Regions from separate parts of the Homo sapiens genome. Here region 1 is linked to region 2. The links are chromatin loops, found by intact Hi-C in ENCODE. Cell type or tissue: IMR-90. All regions are shown on one strand.

Region 1 (8,000 bases), 250 kb after region 2:
GAAACCAGGCCTTCTGTGGTTTCCATTCTTCCCCTCTAATGTTGCCTATTTAATGCTAATAATAGCCTCACTGACTCAAGTAGTAGTGGAGTAAATACTGTCACTCAGGTCTCAGAAGTATTAGCCTGCATGTAACTGGCCCTTGCTCCCTACAGCCCGTCCCTGCCCAGTATAGCAGCAGCCCCTCTGGATAGGAGAGTGGCTCCTCCCTTGGCTCACAACAGCATCTAGAATGCTCCTGGTGTTCCATCAATATTTCCTACAACTAATTATATGGTAGGTTTTGATGTTTTATTCCTGGGCAGCCAAATATATTTCATGCTGAGAAGGACAAAAGCACCCAGAGCGGTCTAGAGAGCCCACTGGAGAAAAGGTAAGATGAAAGAAAAACATCTTCTGTCTCTTTCCTCCTTGCTCTGTCTTTCTGTCATGGCCTATCATTCTCTGCCTTCCTGTCTCTCCATCACTGTCTTGGGTTCTCTCCTTCTCTGCCTCCTCTCTCCTAGAAAGGCAACCCCCTGGTGGCGTCTATTGTCAACAACTGTGACACTACAGCCAGGGGCCCACCACCTGCAAATTGCCTTCCAGGCCCCCTATGGCCACTGATATTAGAAGAGGCTCCAATTGTCCTCATATGGATAATAACCAGATGGGTTGGGTCAGGCTGTTCTGCCTGCTGAGTTAACCACACCACACCCCTGAAGGACTTGGAGGACTGTGTGGCAGGATGCAATGCTATGCAGCAGCCTGGAGCCACCTACGGAGTGTGCCAGCTTCAGGGTCCCCAGTCACCTGCAGGAAGCTGCATATCCTGTTTGCCTCCAGGTAGCACATCCACTGGGGACCAAAGAAGGTTAGAATCGATCTAGATTCTCGACTGGAAAAGCACATCAGGAAATGTAGCTAACACGCAGCCTTTTCTAGTGTGGCTAAAGGAGGCTTTGTTTTTATTCATTCAAAACCAATGGCTTGGGCCTCCCCAGCACAGTGCTAGACAGGAGAATCCAGAGATAAGTAAAACACAGAATCTGCCCTCAAGGAGGCCAGATCTTGTAGGATGCTAGGACAGTGGACCCACGACAATTAGAACTGCAAGGAAATTGGACTGATAGTCTTTGCTCACATTGCTTATAGTAGTTTGCAAGGTTGAGCCATAATTTCAAGTTGTTACATTTATTTGTTAGACATTAGGATGAGTACTAGTTCTGGCCAAGAAGTATTTCCATTTCCCCATTGCCTCTCTCTTACAACCAGAAAACCATTAAGGGGCACAGAATAAGGCAGACTGCCTAATGCTCTCGACCTGAGGAGCAACAAGGTGGTGAGTTCCCTGGGTGTCTTCTTTGCCTCTCCTATACCCTGTACAGGGCACTGCAGAACCCTCCAAGTCAGAGCCATTCACAGACACAGACAAAAAAGCTTCAAGAAAATCCTGTTTCCCTCAGCCAAAGGATCAGAAAAAGGGTCATCTAATCACAGAAAACCATTATGGCAGTACCTGCCCTGCTCAAGCCACACTCCAATAAAAAAACTACAGTCCGTCGACAGGACCAAGAGGAGCTGAGCTTCTATTCCACTCCCATCCCTGACCCCATATAAACAGACAAAGGCACACTAATTCCCACACCAGTGTAGAATCAATGGGATCCACCTACCTATAAGACTGAACATGACAATTCAAGTCAGGGCTCCATGCCCTCTTTACCCTGGGCATTAGTGAGTTGAGCTGTGCCTTCACCCTCATCTAGCACCAACAGAACAGGCCAAGGTGGTGCAAGGCAGGGCTAGTCTCACTTTACTTCCTCCTGGCTTCCTGGTACTGACAGGGCCCACTGAAGACCCGAGCCTCCACCCCACTGGCAACAGTGAAAGGGAAGAAGATGGTGGGAAGAGTGAAAGAGAACAAGCAGGGATAGTTAGCACTCTGCTTCTTCCTCCCCTCTCCTGCTGTCATCTGCATCTACCTGAAACTTGGGCTTTCACTGCTAGCCTGCAGCAACAAAGCAGAGGCAGTGGACAAGGAGGAAGCCACGCGGGCAGGCGCAAGAGTGACAACTTGAGACCCTTCCAGAGACTATCAAGAAAGAGGTGATTTGCATTTCTCTGATGGCCAGTGATGATGAGCATTTTTTTCATGCATCTGTTGGCTGCACAAATGTCTTCTTTTGAGATATCATCTCACACCAGATAGAATGGCGATCATTAGAAAGTCAAGAAACAACAGGTGCTGGAGAGGTTGTGGAGAAATAGGAACACTTTTACACTGTTGGTGGGAGTGTAAACTAGTTCAACCATTGTGGAAGACAGTGTGGCGATTCCTCAGGGATCTAGAACTAGAAATACCATTGGACCCAGCCATCCCATTACTGGGTATATACCCAGAGGATTATAAAACATGCTGCTATGAAGACACATGCACATGTATGTTTATTGCAGCACTACTCACAATAGCAAAAACTTGGAACCAACCTAAATGTCCAACAATGATAGACTGGATTAAGAAAATGTGGCACATATACACCATGGAATACTATGCAGCCATAAAAAATGATGAGTGCATGTCCTTTGTAGGGACATGGATGAAGCTGGAAACCATCATTCTCAGCAAACTATCACAAGGACAAAAAAACAAACACCACATGTTCTCACTCACAGGTGGGAATTGAACAATGAGAACACTTGGACACAGGAAGGGGAACATCACACACCAGGGCCTGTTGTGGGGTGGGGGGAGGGGGGAGGGATAGCATTAGGAGATATACCTAATGTAAATGACGAGTTAATGGGTGCAGCACACCAACATGGCACATGTATACATATGTAACAAACCTGCACGTTGTGCACATGTACCCTAGAACTTAAAGTATAGTAACAAATATATATATTTAAAAAAATTAAAAGTAAATAAAAAAAAGAAAGAGATGAATCCTGGGACCTGCCCCTTAAAGGTGTGTGCTGATCTAACCAATGAATTTAGGAATAAACTGTGAAAGCAATTTTACCCTAACACTCACAAGCTGTGGTATCTAAGGGACTTTCAAAATGAATATTTATTCAACTCAACTGAGTGACAAACCTATTAGATGCCAGGCATGGCCAGGTGCTTGAAATACAGAATAAAAGATGACTTCTGTAGTATTCAGGGTTTCACAGCCCAAAGAATCAGGCAGGCATGTAAATTATCAATCAATAGAGTACCAGGTCATGAGTACTATAATCAGGACTTATATAAGGAACAGCAGGCATGTAAAAGAAGCCAATAATGTGGAGGGACTTAGAGCAGGGCTCATACAGAAGACCTGAGATGAAAATAGTTTGTCAAATGATCGAATGACTTGAATGAATGAGTAGTAGATAAAGGTGAAGAAAGTTTACAGACAGACCCTAGGTAGGAGGTACTATTTGTATGTTTCCTTCACAGTGAGAAAATGATCATTTCCTGTAAACACACATGCATGGACTCTTCTAACTGTGCTTTCCCCTGTACATGACTTCCACTGGACATATGCCAAAGTTTTCCCTACCTTTTACTTCCCTGCCTCCAGGAGGATCGGATAAGGTGTTACCAGGTCTTGCCAGAAAACTGGAAATCCCTCTTGGCCATCTGTACTTTGAGAGGTGGGAAAGCATGTGCCTTATGCTTAACCATACTGAGCTGCTTATCTTAAGTTATCCCCTTTCTCTGGGAGACCAAAAAGCCTTCCATTGAGGGCTGGAACCCTCCTTGCATGAGCTGTGTCCCCTGACCATACCTTCCTGCTCATCCTCCCTGCCTCTTTAATTCTGGGGCCTTAGGGGTATTTCCTCATGGCACAGAAGAAACAAAAAAAGGCTAGGGACAAGGCCTCATTCTAAAAGTATTCTAATCCATTCTATTGGTCAAGTAAATCTTACCTCCTGTCTGAAATCGCTCTTGCTCAGACAAAAGTCTACACATTTTTCACAGAGCTCTCTGGCACTTAATGAAACCCCAAGTCCATTATGTCTTGTCACTGAAAGTGTGCTCTGACAAGGCTGAAAAACTTCCTGGAGAGATGACAGTGCATGTGCCTGACTCTTTAAGAGACAATTGTGTGTAGTCACATATTGCTTTGTGGATTGGCGGGTGGGTAGGGAAAGAGGCACCTGTCACTGACTCTCTCACCTGCTGACATGACCCATATGGAAAAAAATGAAATCATGGGTGTATGGCATCATCCAAACACCAAGAAAGAGCCAACACTATTTGCCTCCACTGGGGGTTTTCTAAAGGTTTATGGTCAGAAATAGGACATCCACAAAGCATGTGTATTTCTGCATGTAATTTTATAAATTATGTTACACATTCTTATCTATTTTTCTTGTCTTTAAAATTGTAAGACTAACACTATCTTCTCCAAACAGTCCATGTGATAATTAAATGAGCTCTGAAATACTATAGATAATGGTGAGACATAATATATCTCGAATAAGTGTTGCAATTGTTATTATTGGTATTGTCAATTTCATGTGATGGTAATCCATTATGATTATAAAGGACTTTCAGTGTACTGAAAGTTTTTATATTCATTGATGAGAAAATTGTTATTGTCGACATTTACAGAGTATCAAAGAAGTTAAGTGATTTGCCCCAGGGATCAGACTAGTGATAACTGAGCTAGGAAGTACAGAATAGAGAGGTGGATAAGAGCTCAGCTTTTGGCTTTGGACCACAGAGCACTGATCTTAGCTTTACTACTCCTTACTATGCAACACTGGGAACATTACCTGGCCCCTCTACCCATCCAGTTCTTCACCTACAAAATAGTTTCTTACTTCATAGGTTGTTGTGGGGTTCAAATAAGATAATCGATGAAAAGCACTTAGAGCTGTGTGTGGCATATAGTGTGTGCTCAATAAATATTAGCTACTATCACTGCATTCAGATTGTCTGAGTTCAGCACTCTTTCCACTACATAACTCTAAAGACAGCAGCTTCAGAATCTGTTTTAGAATAAAAACTAACTGAAAATTGTGATATGTCTATTCTCATTTAAGAGGTAGTAAGAGTATGCAGCTAAAGAGTATGCCACAGAGTAGAGATCCATGGTGAAAAAACAGAGCCCAGTGGAGAGGGAGAGGGCTTATATTCTTTTTTTTTTTTTTTTTTTTTTTTTTGAGATGGAGTTTGCTCTTGTCACCCAGGCTGGGGTGCAATAAAACAATCTTGGGTCACTGCAACCTCCACCTCTTGGGTTCAAGGGATTCTCCAGCCTCAGCCCCCCAGGCAGCTGGGATTACAGGTGACCGCCATCACGCCCAGCTAATTTTTGTACTTTTAGCAGAGTTGGGGTTTAGCCATGTTGGCCCGGCTGGTCTCGAACTCCTGACCTCAGGTGATCCATCCACCTCTGCCTCCCAAAGTGCTAGGATTACAGGCGTGAGCCACCACGCCTGGCCTTAGATTCTATTTTTAAACAAGGGAGAACAAATACAATACCATGCAAGTATTCTATGCTCCCACATAGTCTAAAGATATAGCTTATTCCTTCTTAATATACATTATCAAATAGACATAAAGGAGTAAGAAGGTATTTTCACTGTCCATGAGTGGCTAGAAGACCATTTCTGCAAAAAAAAAAAAAAGGTGGGGTGGGGGGGTATCTTGTAAGTCCTTGTGCTACATCATTGATAATTCACTTATTTTATCAGAAGAATCAATGAAATAGTGGGGATGAGAAAAATAGAGGAATTACGATTCTGGGCTGACTGATGGGAAGACATACCTGGTGAAGTAGAAGAGACAAGATCGGGGGAAAAGTAAGTTTTAACTTCTTTTTGAAACAGAGAGGAAATACATTCTTCAAGTGTACCACTTAATGATCTGCATCTTGGAGCCCAGATTTGAATCCGAATTCTGATTCTACTGCTTGGTTTATACATCAGCTTCAGTCATTTACTGGCAGACTCCAAATTTCCTTTTGTTGTTGATTTTAAAGGAAATACAAATGATTCTGTTTGTTACTATAACTATCCTTAGAACTAAATGAAATGGTGCATGTGACAAATCCAGCACAGTGCCTGGCACACAGCACGTACTCAAAACAATATTTAATTCTTTGTCTTGGGTTTGAAACTTCAGAGTTCGAACAAATGGTAGCAAATCTCCCACGGTCAGAGAATCCATGGGAGCACATGGATGGCATTAAATAGGGATTTCCAAGAAGAGAAATTGTGATGAGACAATTATGAACAATTCTAATGAGATAAAAAAATGCTGTTAAAGTAACAAGTGTCATTTCACAGAGGCTCTCTGACAAGCTCAGATTGCAAAAGGCCAAAGATAAAAACATGGGCAAAAGGATGTATGAGCTAAGAGACACATAAAACAGGAGTACAACAACCCCATGAGGATGTGGTGTTGGGGCCAAACCACAGCAAACTGATACTGTCAAAAATGCCACAACCAGACAACAGAAACTTTGAAGCTTCATTTGGTGAAGGCAATTGAACCAGGGAGTTACAAGCATCTACTTGGATGGAGATGGTATATTATTAACCTATAAGAGGACCCTGGCAGAAATCTGTATACACCTCTTCTTACCCTTTCTCCAGTCTGAGAGAGTGATCTGCAAACAGGAAAGGCCAAAACAAATGTTGCAAATGAAGGACTGTGGCATCAGATAAGGAAGGAGATGAAAAGGCAGTGAGCCAATCAGAGGGTTACCAGAGGCCAATGGTGCAGAGCAGAGTCCCTATAGGCTGGTGTAAGGACTTTCACTTTTACTCCTAGTGATATAAAGCACTGTCTTGAGCAGAGAAACAAACAACAGGATCTGACTTGGGTATTAAAGCGATTGTCATGACTCCTGTGTTGCAGACAGATGCAAGGAGATGGAAGAAGGGTAAAGGTCGAAGCCAGGAGATAGACCAGTTAGGATTATGCTACAATGCTTCCAGTTAGAAATGAAGGTAGACTGTACCAGAAGGTTAGCAGTAGAGGAAGTAAAGCCTTCTGGACACACATTTAACATATACAAAAATGGCAACAATAGAAAAGTAGAGTGACTGTCTGTCAAAAAACTTCAGCTCATGGCATATCTTGCTTCTTGCTTTTTCTATACTCATTTTTTCCTACTATTGAATTAGTGAGAGGCAAATACTAATCCACACATATTGTTCAAAACTTTTAGAGACACATTATGTTAAAAACATAAGCATATTGCCATTTTCACATCTGAAAAACTTAACAATAATTCCTTAACAGCAACAAATATCTAATCAGCACTGAGATTTCCTTTATTGTCTCATAATTTGTTTTTACAATTCTTTTTGAAATTAGTATTCACACAAGCTCCATGCATTGGGTTTCTTTGATGTCTCCTAAGATTTGATCACCTAGAGATTTCTCTTTTGCTTTTTGAACTTTCTTTAAATTTATTTTTGAAGAAACCAGGTTATTATTATTGTAGATTTTCCCACATTCTAGATTTTGCTGAATATGTCCTGTTGTTTAATGTATTTCTTTGACTTCTACATGTCTCATAAACTGGCAATTAGATTTAGATCCTTGATAAGATTCTTTTTTTTTGGGAGAATACTTCATAGATGGTTTATATACTTTCATGGGAAGGTGCTTAATGTCTGATTTATTCTCCTTTATGTTAAGGTTGAACAGTGGATACAGATATTGTCACACTGGTCTATCACGAATTTCTTCCTCACTTTTCACTTGATGCTCTTAAAAGACATCAAGAAGCACTGCATTCATCCTTTATTTATTCAGGGTTACAAACTAGTAATATTGTAACAGTGTTATTTCTTTTTTGCCTATTTGTTATTAAATTCTAAAAGAGAAAATGTTCCTTATCAAGCACTTGATTACTTTGAGGTAAAACTTAAACAGAAAAAGTAGACAGATGCTTATATGCCTTATTTTCACCAGCTTTCAGAATCATGTTTTTCTAGCATCCTCCAAAGGAGGCCAATGTGATTTTTGTTTCTGTATCATTAAGAACTTATGGATTTTAAATATTTGATGT
Region 2 (8,000 bases):
CCTAGGAATGATATTTGTAGAGCTCTTAGCAGTAGTTCAAAACGTGGGCTTGTGAATCCAAAAATGCCAGGTCGAGTCTTGACTCAAGAAAGAGCAATGGAAGTGGGGGAGACTGGGGCATCAGGCTAAGATGATAGCTCCATTGCACAGCATTATATTCACACAGCAGAGCCCAATGGAGGTGGGTACATACAGAAGGAAGAGGCATGCAGATGTGGTGACTTCAGAGGACCAACCAGACCTGAGGTTCAGAATCCAAGCAGAGAAAGAATAATTATACAGGATTCAACTGTATCAAGCTTCAGCCCTGAAACTTATTTAACAAATGTGAGTCAGCTGCCCCCATTGCTGTGGGTATAGGGTAAACACTAAATCAAGAGCTGAAGAGACAAAGTTGGGAATCTGGCAAGATTGTGATATAAAACTGGGCAGACTCGATAACTCTATTGGGTAGGTCAAAATGACCAATTGCCCATTTCACATATATATTCATCTTAACACATATGTGCACACACACACACCCACCTTATAAGGTAGGCATTATTTTCCCCATGTGATCAACAGGAAAGCAGACAGGCATAAGTATAATTTGCTGCAGTTACAGACCTCAGGAGGGGCATGACTCAGATTTGAAACTAGATATGGCTGACTTCAAATCCCATATCCTTTGCCATGCTGTTAATTAGAGATTACGGTCAATCAGATGATTGTTCACTTGAGGCAAGTGTCAAGAATCAGAAAGACTGAATAGAAGTACAAACAAAGGATATAAGCAAAGAAAATTAAAAAAAAATCCCATGGCCAAGAAGCTATAAAAATATAGTCAACATTACTAATCACCAGGAAAGTAAAACTAAAGCATTAGTGAGACACTATTCCTCACAAGGTTGTCAAAAATTATAGATGTTTGATAACATCAAGTTTTGATAAGAGTATGAGAATGTGGATAATCTTGTACACTGCTCATAGGAGTATCAATTTACACAGCTGTTTTGGTGGGCAATTTGGCAATATCCTTTAAAATTTAAATAATCTTAATTTATCAACTTCACTCTTTGGTATATGTCCAAGAAGTATTTGTTCACAAAGATGTACACATACACACCGCAATATTTATACAAGGATGCTGACCGCAGCCTTGTCTGTAATCACAAAAAATTCAAAATCAATCAAAATGTCCAAATAGAGGAAATAAATACAAATTATAGTTGAGTACACTCCTATAGCTTAAAATTGAGTTAGATTAATGTGCACTGGTGTGGGAAATATATATTGTTAAAAAGATATATTATCAAATTCAAAAAAATATTAAGCTCTATATGACACTATAATGCTAGACACATATCATTACGTATTTGTCCTATCCTGCAGAATGTAAAACACCAAGAGTGAACCCTAACGTAAACTATGTACTTTGGATGATAATGATGTGTCAGTGTAGATTAATTAATTGTAATAATGTATTATTCTGGGGAGGGATGTTGATTATGGGGGAAGCCATGCACGTGGGAAGGCAGGGGCATATGAAAACTCGCTGTGCCTTTCTCTCATTAATTGTAGTACTGGAAGTCCTTGCCAGAGCAATCAGGCAAGATAAAGAAATAAAAGGCATCCACATGAGAAAAGAGGAAGTCAAATTGTGCCTCTTTGCAGATGACATGCTCTTATATTCAGAAAGATTAAAAGACTCCACCAAAAAACTCTTCGAGCTGATAAATTCAGTAAAGATGCAGGATACAAAATCAATGCATGAAATCAGTAGCATTTCTATACATCAGTAATAAAACACTTGAAAAAGAAATCAAGGAGTTATTCCCATTTCTAGTGGCTACAAAAATACCTAGGAATAAATTTCACTGAGGAGGGGAAAGATCTTCGCAAGGAAAACCAGAAAACATTGATGAAAGAAATTGAAGAGGACACAAGTGGAAAGACAACTCATGCTCTTCAACAGAAGACTCAATATCATATAATGACCACACTGCCCAAAACAGTTACTGCAATGAATCATCTGAGAACCAAGGGTAAAAGACAAGGAGGACAGCTAGCAGTCCCCAACACCTTGCCCCAGGCCAAAGGTGTTCCTGATATCAGGTTGGAAACCCAGCTGTGACAGAATTGTGCTTTTGGAACTGTTTATCCATTTCATTCCTTTCTATTGCCCTGGTGGCAGTGGTGGCAGTGGAGGCAAGGTGATCTTGACCTCAAAGAATACATCAAAGTTATTCTAGAAAAATCAATTGATACCAGCAGAAAACAACCATACATGTTTTGCAGTCACATCACTCTTCAGAATTACCCCAGGACCTGAGAGACCAGGAAAAAGGGGCCAAACAGATGGCTCCAGCTTGGTGTCCCTATAAAAGATGTATTGAGAAAGAGTGTTTGGATTAAAGAGAAACCACAAACCATAGTTTCACAGTCCCTTGCAATTATACTCTTGGGCATAGAGCATAGAATGATGCTTCCAATTCTCGTTGGCATTATGAGCAAGGGTAACCTATGTCCTGGCCCCTTCTTGGTTCCTGAAGAACTGAGGAACAGACTAAACAAGAGATAGACCGTCCTCACACACAGCCAGGAAAAGAGTGTTGTCCCTAGTGGAGACAAGAGAAGGAACAGATCCTGCTTTCTGTCTTTCCTATACATGGGGGGACAAAGTTGCATGGTGAGAGGAGCAACTCTCAAAAGACTCACTAATGAAACCAAACAGTTCTGTTTATCAGAAAAAGAAATAAACATACACAAACAAATGGGACTGTGAACTTCTCCCTCTGATGATTCTGAGATGGGGGAATCCCCAAGCTAGCATAGAGCATGCCTCCAAAGCTCCCTGTGGTTAAACGTGCCAGCTGTAACTAGCCATGGAGCAGAGTAGCACCCCACAACACCCCCTCATAGACAAAGCCAATTACCTCAAAATGATGGAAAATGATTAGGCATGTGAATTAAAAAATAATTTTCATTCACACTCCTAAAAGGGTCAGACTGTCAGCTGTCTGGAAAATTGAGCCTTCATGCATTTTCGTTTGATTTTATATTCAAAGTCTAATTAGTCACAATTTGTAGTTAAAAGTGATTTTTTTGATAATGTAGTTGTTTTTGATCGTGTTTGGCTGCATTATCATGGCAGCGTTATCCTTAATACTGTCACAGGGTGGTGTTTTTTACTCATCTGAGCTAATGAAATAACAAGCTGATGCTTTCTCAAGTGCTGCTGATCAAATCCAGAAAGATCACAAGATGCTTGCGATAGAATGGAGGAGACAACTGTTTCCATGTCTGGATTACATGCTTTTCATGTTAAAAGCAAGCAAACCAACAAACAACGCTTAGGCTATAGGGTCAGAGAAACCTGTGTTCAATCTAAGCTCCATCACTGTGTAACCGTGGGTGACTCACGTTTCCTCTCAGATCATAAGATTCCCCCAATGTAAACATGGAGATAACACTATCTCATGTGTTGTCGGTAAAAATAAACAAGTGTCAAATGCCTAGCAGAGTGCCTGGCCTTCAGGAGGCTGTCAACAGATGTTAGTGAAGAGAAGCTCATTTGTGAGATAATGAATTTATTTTTTCTTAACTTAGGTACGATCTAAATGATAGTATCAAAAATAGCCTATACTTAGAGCTTTAAAATGTAGAGAATTCTTTTATATATTACATTGCTCAAACCTCCTGGTAGTTGATGATACATGTCATCCTGGAGAAATGAAATGAAGTGACTTGTTCAAAATTACACAAGGAGTGAATGGTAAAGCCAGGCCACACATCCTAAATGTTTGCACTAAACTGTTTTTTAAAGAGATGTTAGCACTCTCTGCAATACACAAGTCCTCCACAGAGTGTTGGTTGCCCATGGTAACGGGCCATAGGCAAAAAGCACAATCCACTTTAGTAGTCACTGGTGTTTTCTCTGTTCTGTTGGGAGATCTGAAACCAAACCTCTTTATGTCCGATGAGGGTTTGGAGCAAAGGCCTCAATGCCAATACCCACCCACTAAAACTGGAATAATCTATAAGTCAGTTTATATATCATCCAGTCCTGGTCTTCACAGCCTTAGGAGGAATTTTAATCTATTATTACCTTTTAACTCTGAACTGTTCTCATCCACGCTCTGAGAGAACAGGAGAAATGAATGGAATTCTGCATCTACTGTTAACGTATTGTGGTCATGCTTCACATATACTGATGTGATTGATTATCTTAGGTAAGTGCATGCATTGTCACTTAAAGCAAACTTAAAAAAGTAAAGGTGAATAAAAGCACAGTTTTGATTTGACACAAAAGACAAAATGTCTTAATAGTTCCTGTAAACAGGGAAAGTCCACTCAGTGATGCCAGTCAGAGGAGAAACCACTTAGAAAAGCAACAGTCTGGTGGATTAAAAAACCTTTTTGTCAAATGTAAAGGTCACTGAGGCAGTAAACACCTTAAAAGGAAGACAACAAATTTCACGCATGAGAAGCTCAGCCTAAAACAAGACACATTGACCATATGAATGGATAATCCTATCTAAGTGGAAATGGACTCAGAGACATCATTTGGAGACTTAATGACATTAAAAAAAAAAAAAAAGCCAACATTGGAGAGAACAGGCAAGTTCATGACTCCCCTAGATGCCACACACAGACAAGTGTCCTTGGTAATCTCAGAAAGTTCAGTAAAATCTTCTAGATGACCTGGTCTGAGGCTGTGAGCTAAACCTTGTGGTTTCTAGTTGCACATCATTCTGGTAAAAGGTCCACAAGCCAGAAGCTTCCCTCAGTCACACAGAAAACCCATTCCCTCTCCTTCCTTAATGGGAAATATCAATTCTGGGACAAGTCTTCCTTCAGGATGGGCTCATCTGCCCCATCTGCCCCCATTGGTGGAGTTAAGCAGAACAGATTGCTGGTGCTCAGGGTTAACTAATAACCATCATTGAGTGTGTGCCATGCAGGCCAACACAATAATCTTTTGGAGGAACTTGCTTTTCCATCAATTTACTCTCCCAATGCATTCCCCAGTGTGGCAAGTAATCAAGACCATCTGTATATGGTAATCTTGTAGGTGGAGAAGGGAATAGAGGTTCAGAAGGGAAATCCACCAAAAATGCCACATTGCTGATACAGGTTCCCAAGGCTCAATTTCCCTCTCTTGTGCTGTTACAACAGGACCATCATAATCTAACTTTGGAAGTTTCCTACTCAGAGGAGTATGCTCCAAAACTCAGCCAAGTTTTCCACTTCCAACTGGGACATATATTTTGGACCTACTCTCTTTCACACCTTTTCTGGGGATGCGTACTCCAGTATCTACATCATTGAATTGGATTAAATCCAAGCTGCCTTCAATAATGGAGGGGACTTTCCATGCTGCTACATATGGTTGTGCAGATTTACATGGCAAAAAAATGGTTGTGCACTGCTTCAGTTCCCCAGCAAATATCTTTGGATTAAAATATCAAGTCATCTGGATTAAAACAAGCTGGATTCTAGGATTTCACTGCCCTTCTCATGTTGTGAGCAGATTTGTCTTTGCTGGGGCACTTAAAGCTGGAATCTATAAGATAGTTACGTTACTTGTTAAGGTTATTTGGTTGTAAGCAACAGGGAAAGTCTCTGGTTATAACTTATGACAAAAGAAACTTACTGGAATGGGAACAGGTAATTCTCAGAACTGAAAGCCTACTTAACCAGAAAATAAAAGGGGACAGGAATCAAGGCGGGCCCAGGGTCGAGATAGAAGGAGCTATTTGATAAGTATTAAAAGAACTCCATTCTTTCTAACCAGTGGTTACTCTCCTCAGTGAGAGCACCCAGTTAGCCTGGCTTAGATCACATGAGTCTTCCTTGACTGGTGTTGGGCAGAGAACCCTGATTTGATGTCCCACCAACACTACACACAAGAGGGAAAGCAAGTTCCCCCAAAGAGATGAGAGTGGGCTGACACCAAGCAAAAGGAGTGAAGGCTAGACAGCCAAAAGCAGCAAGTGTCCACAATGACCCCCAGACTGTTCTTTTCCAAAAAAAGCATTTAGTACTCAGCATCTGTTACACAGAGCTCTGTTTAAGGAGCAATGAGGAGACAAGTTCAGAACACTGTCTCTAAATTTGCTAAATAAAGGAAAAACACGTGCAAGATATATACCTCCACATCTATCCCAATTTGTAAGAAGGTTTTTAAAAAGCATGGCGGAGTAAATCATTTTCAAACTTTGATATGGAAAGTTTAATTAGTAGTAAATTACTTGTAACATATCTCATAAGTCCACAGCTATAGAGCTTTGACCTAGAGAATCTGTGGTCCTAAAAGTTATTTTCAAAATCCATTCTATGCAGTCCCTCACTGGAGAGAGAGACTTTTTAAAGCAGAGGAGTGCTTTTTATCCACTTGTCACTTCCAGGGAAGTTTTCAGTTGAATCTAATATTTTCTGGCAAAACAAATGTATGAACCATTGCTCTTAAAGTTCAGAGTTAAGGTTCTCCGAGGTAGAAAGCTTCATAGAGAAAGGGACTTAGAGAGAAATGTGTTTGATTTAAATGAGGTTAGTGCCAAGGAGCGAGCTTTAGAAATGGAGAATGCTATGCAAAGGAGCAGAGGTGAACACATGCATGACTTGGTAGAGAATAGCAAAAAGCACAAACCTGACGGGGAGGGGAGCAGAACTACAACCTCTGCGCATCTGGAAAAGACAACAGCAAAAGCAACTTGCTGGTTGGGTTGCTGTAAGGATTAGATGAGATCACGTCTGTAATGCCCTTAGTGTGCGAACAGAGTGAATGGCACTTTAAAGAAAGTGTTCAATGAATGCCAGCTATGTGTTGATTACGTTAGGCTCTGGAACAGATGATGAATGCAGGGCTTGGGAAAATGCTATATCAAGGGCCTCTGCAGGGCCAGTGGGGCAGGCACTGGCCCTGTTGTTGCTGGGAAGGTTACCTGCTTCGGAAGGCACTCATGCTATGGGACTGGCAATAAGGATGTGAGAGTAAATCAGTCAAAATGAACGGGACTTGATGACAACATGGTAGGACAGACTCTAACCTCAAAATAAAAATAAAAATTTGAATTTAAATCTAAGGGAACCACGTTGAAGGAAATTTGTTACATGGGTGATGGAAATGTTTTGAAGCTAACATAGGACTTGAAGCAATCTAAAATCTAGTGACAGGCAGGTAGCAAGTGCCACCCCTGGCTGAAGGGAAAGGGAGAAGATGTATTCCAGAGTCCAGCAGCTGGGATCACTGAGCCTAGGGTTTGTCAGGAGGAAAGTGAAGCCCCTGAGGAGTTCAAGAAGAGGTGGTCACTGCTGAGTTGCTTTCCCCAGAGAGCAGGGGCCACAATCCCCTGGCTTCCTTCTTCCCTACTCCAGGCTCCCAGAAGTCCCTCCCCATGGCTATCTCAGCCTGAAAGGCCAAAATAATGCAAGCGTGTAGAAGGAAGGTCAGGAAAAACGTAGGAATGGATCTCAGGGCAGGCCAAGGACAAAACAGATTCTGAAGAAAGTATCAATTGAAATAGATGACTCTCTAGAACTGTTCCAAGATAAACTTAGGCACATTAAAATTTTAATGAGTTTTTTGAGCATTCGTAAATTCACCAATCAGGCAGGACTCCATTGTAGGCAGTTCAGCACTCCATGGGGGGATATGGTGTGCAGAGGTAGAGAAGAAACCATTTATAAGATATTTACAGAAGCAAGGGCAAGGCTAGGCTTTGATTGGTTAGAGTGGAAAGTCCCTTACTTAGAAGTAAGTTAGTGGTTTCTGATTGGCTCTGCGTAAGTTTCATTTAACTGTTTACAATAGGCTTGTTTGCCTACCCAAGGCATTGGAGCCCTCTAGGCCCAATGTCCTCTTTTCTGTTTTTTGTTTGTTTTTGTTTTGTTTTGAGACAGAGTCTCACTTGGTCACCCAGACTGGAGTGCGGTGGTGCGATCTCAGCTCACCTCAACCTCCACCTCCCAGGCTCAAGTGATTCTCCTGCCTCAGCCTCCCGAGTAGCTGGGATTAA

What was found. Peaks named below come from ENCODE experiments on the same cell type or tissue, not always from the same donor. Only the 100,000 strongest peaks of a DNase experiment are listed, where the experiment ranks them.
Region 1: it touches region 2 in a loop (2.5-fold over the local background); 2 of 110 quality-filtered maps call a loop at or near these places.

Annotation. Positions count from the first base shown.
Region 1 is chr15:87,591,165-87,599,164 of GRCh38, forward strand. The region is part of intron 1 of LOC102724465 (a long non-coding RNA gene); the gene reads right to left. It overlaps LOC124903579 (a long non-coding RNA gene), which reads left to right. Exons shown (of 2, transcript XR_007064794.1): 2 at 306-3,007. Among named protein-coding and RNA genes, the nearest start is that of LINC00052, 18 kb to the left of the region's middle. In IMR-90, no CTCF peak of the experiment used is centred here; no DNase peak of the experiment used is centred here.
Region 2 is chr15:87,345,548-87,353,547 of GRCh38, forward strand. All of the region lies in intron 12 of LOC102724465 (a long non-coding RNA gene), which reads right to left. Among named protein-coding and RNA genes, the nearest start is that of LINC00052, 230 kb to the right of the region's middle. In IMR-90, no CTCF peak of the experiment used is centred here; a DNase peak (open chromatin) is centred at 3,404.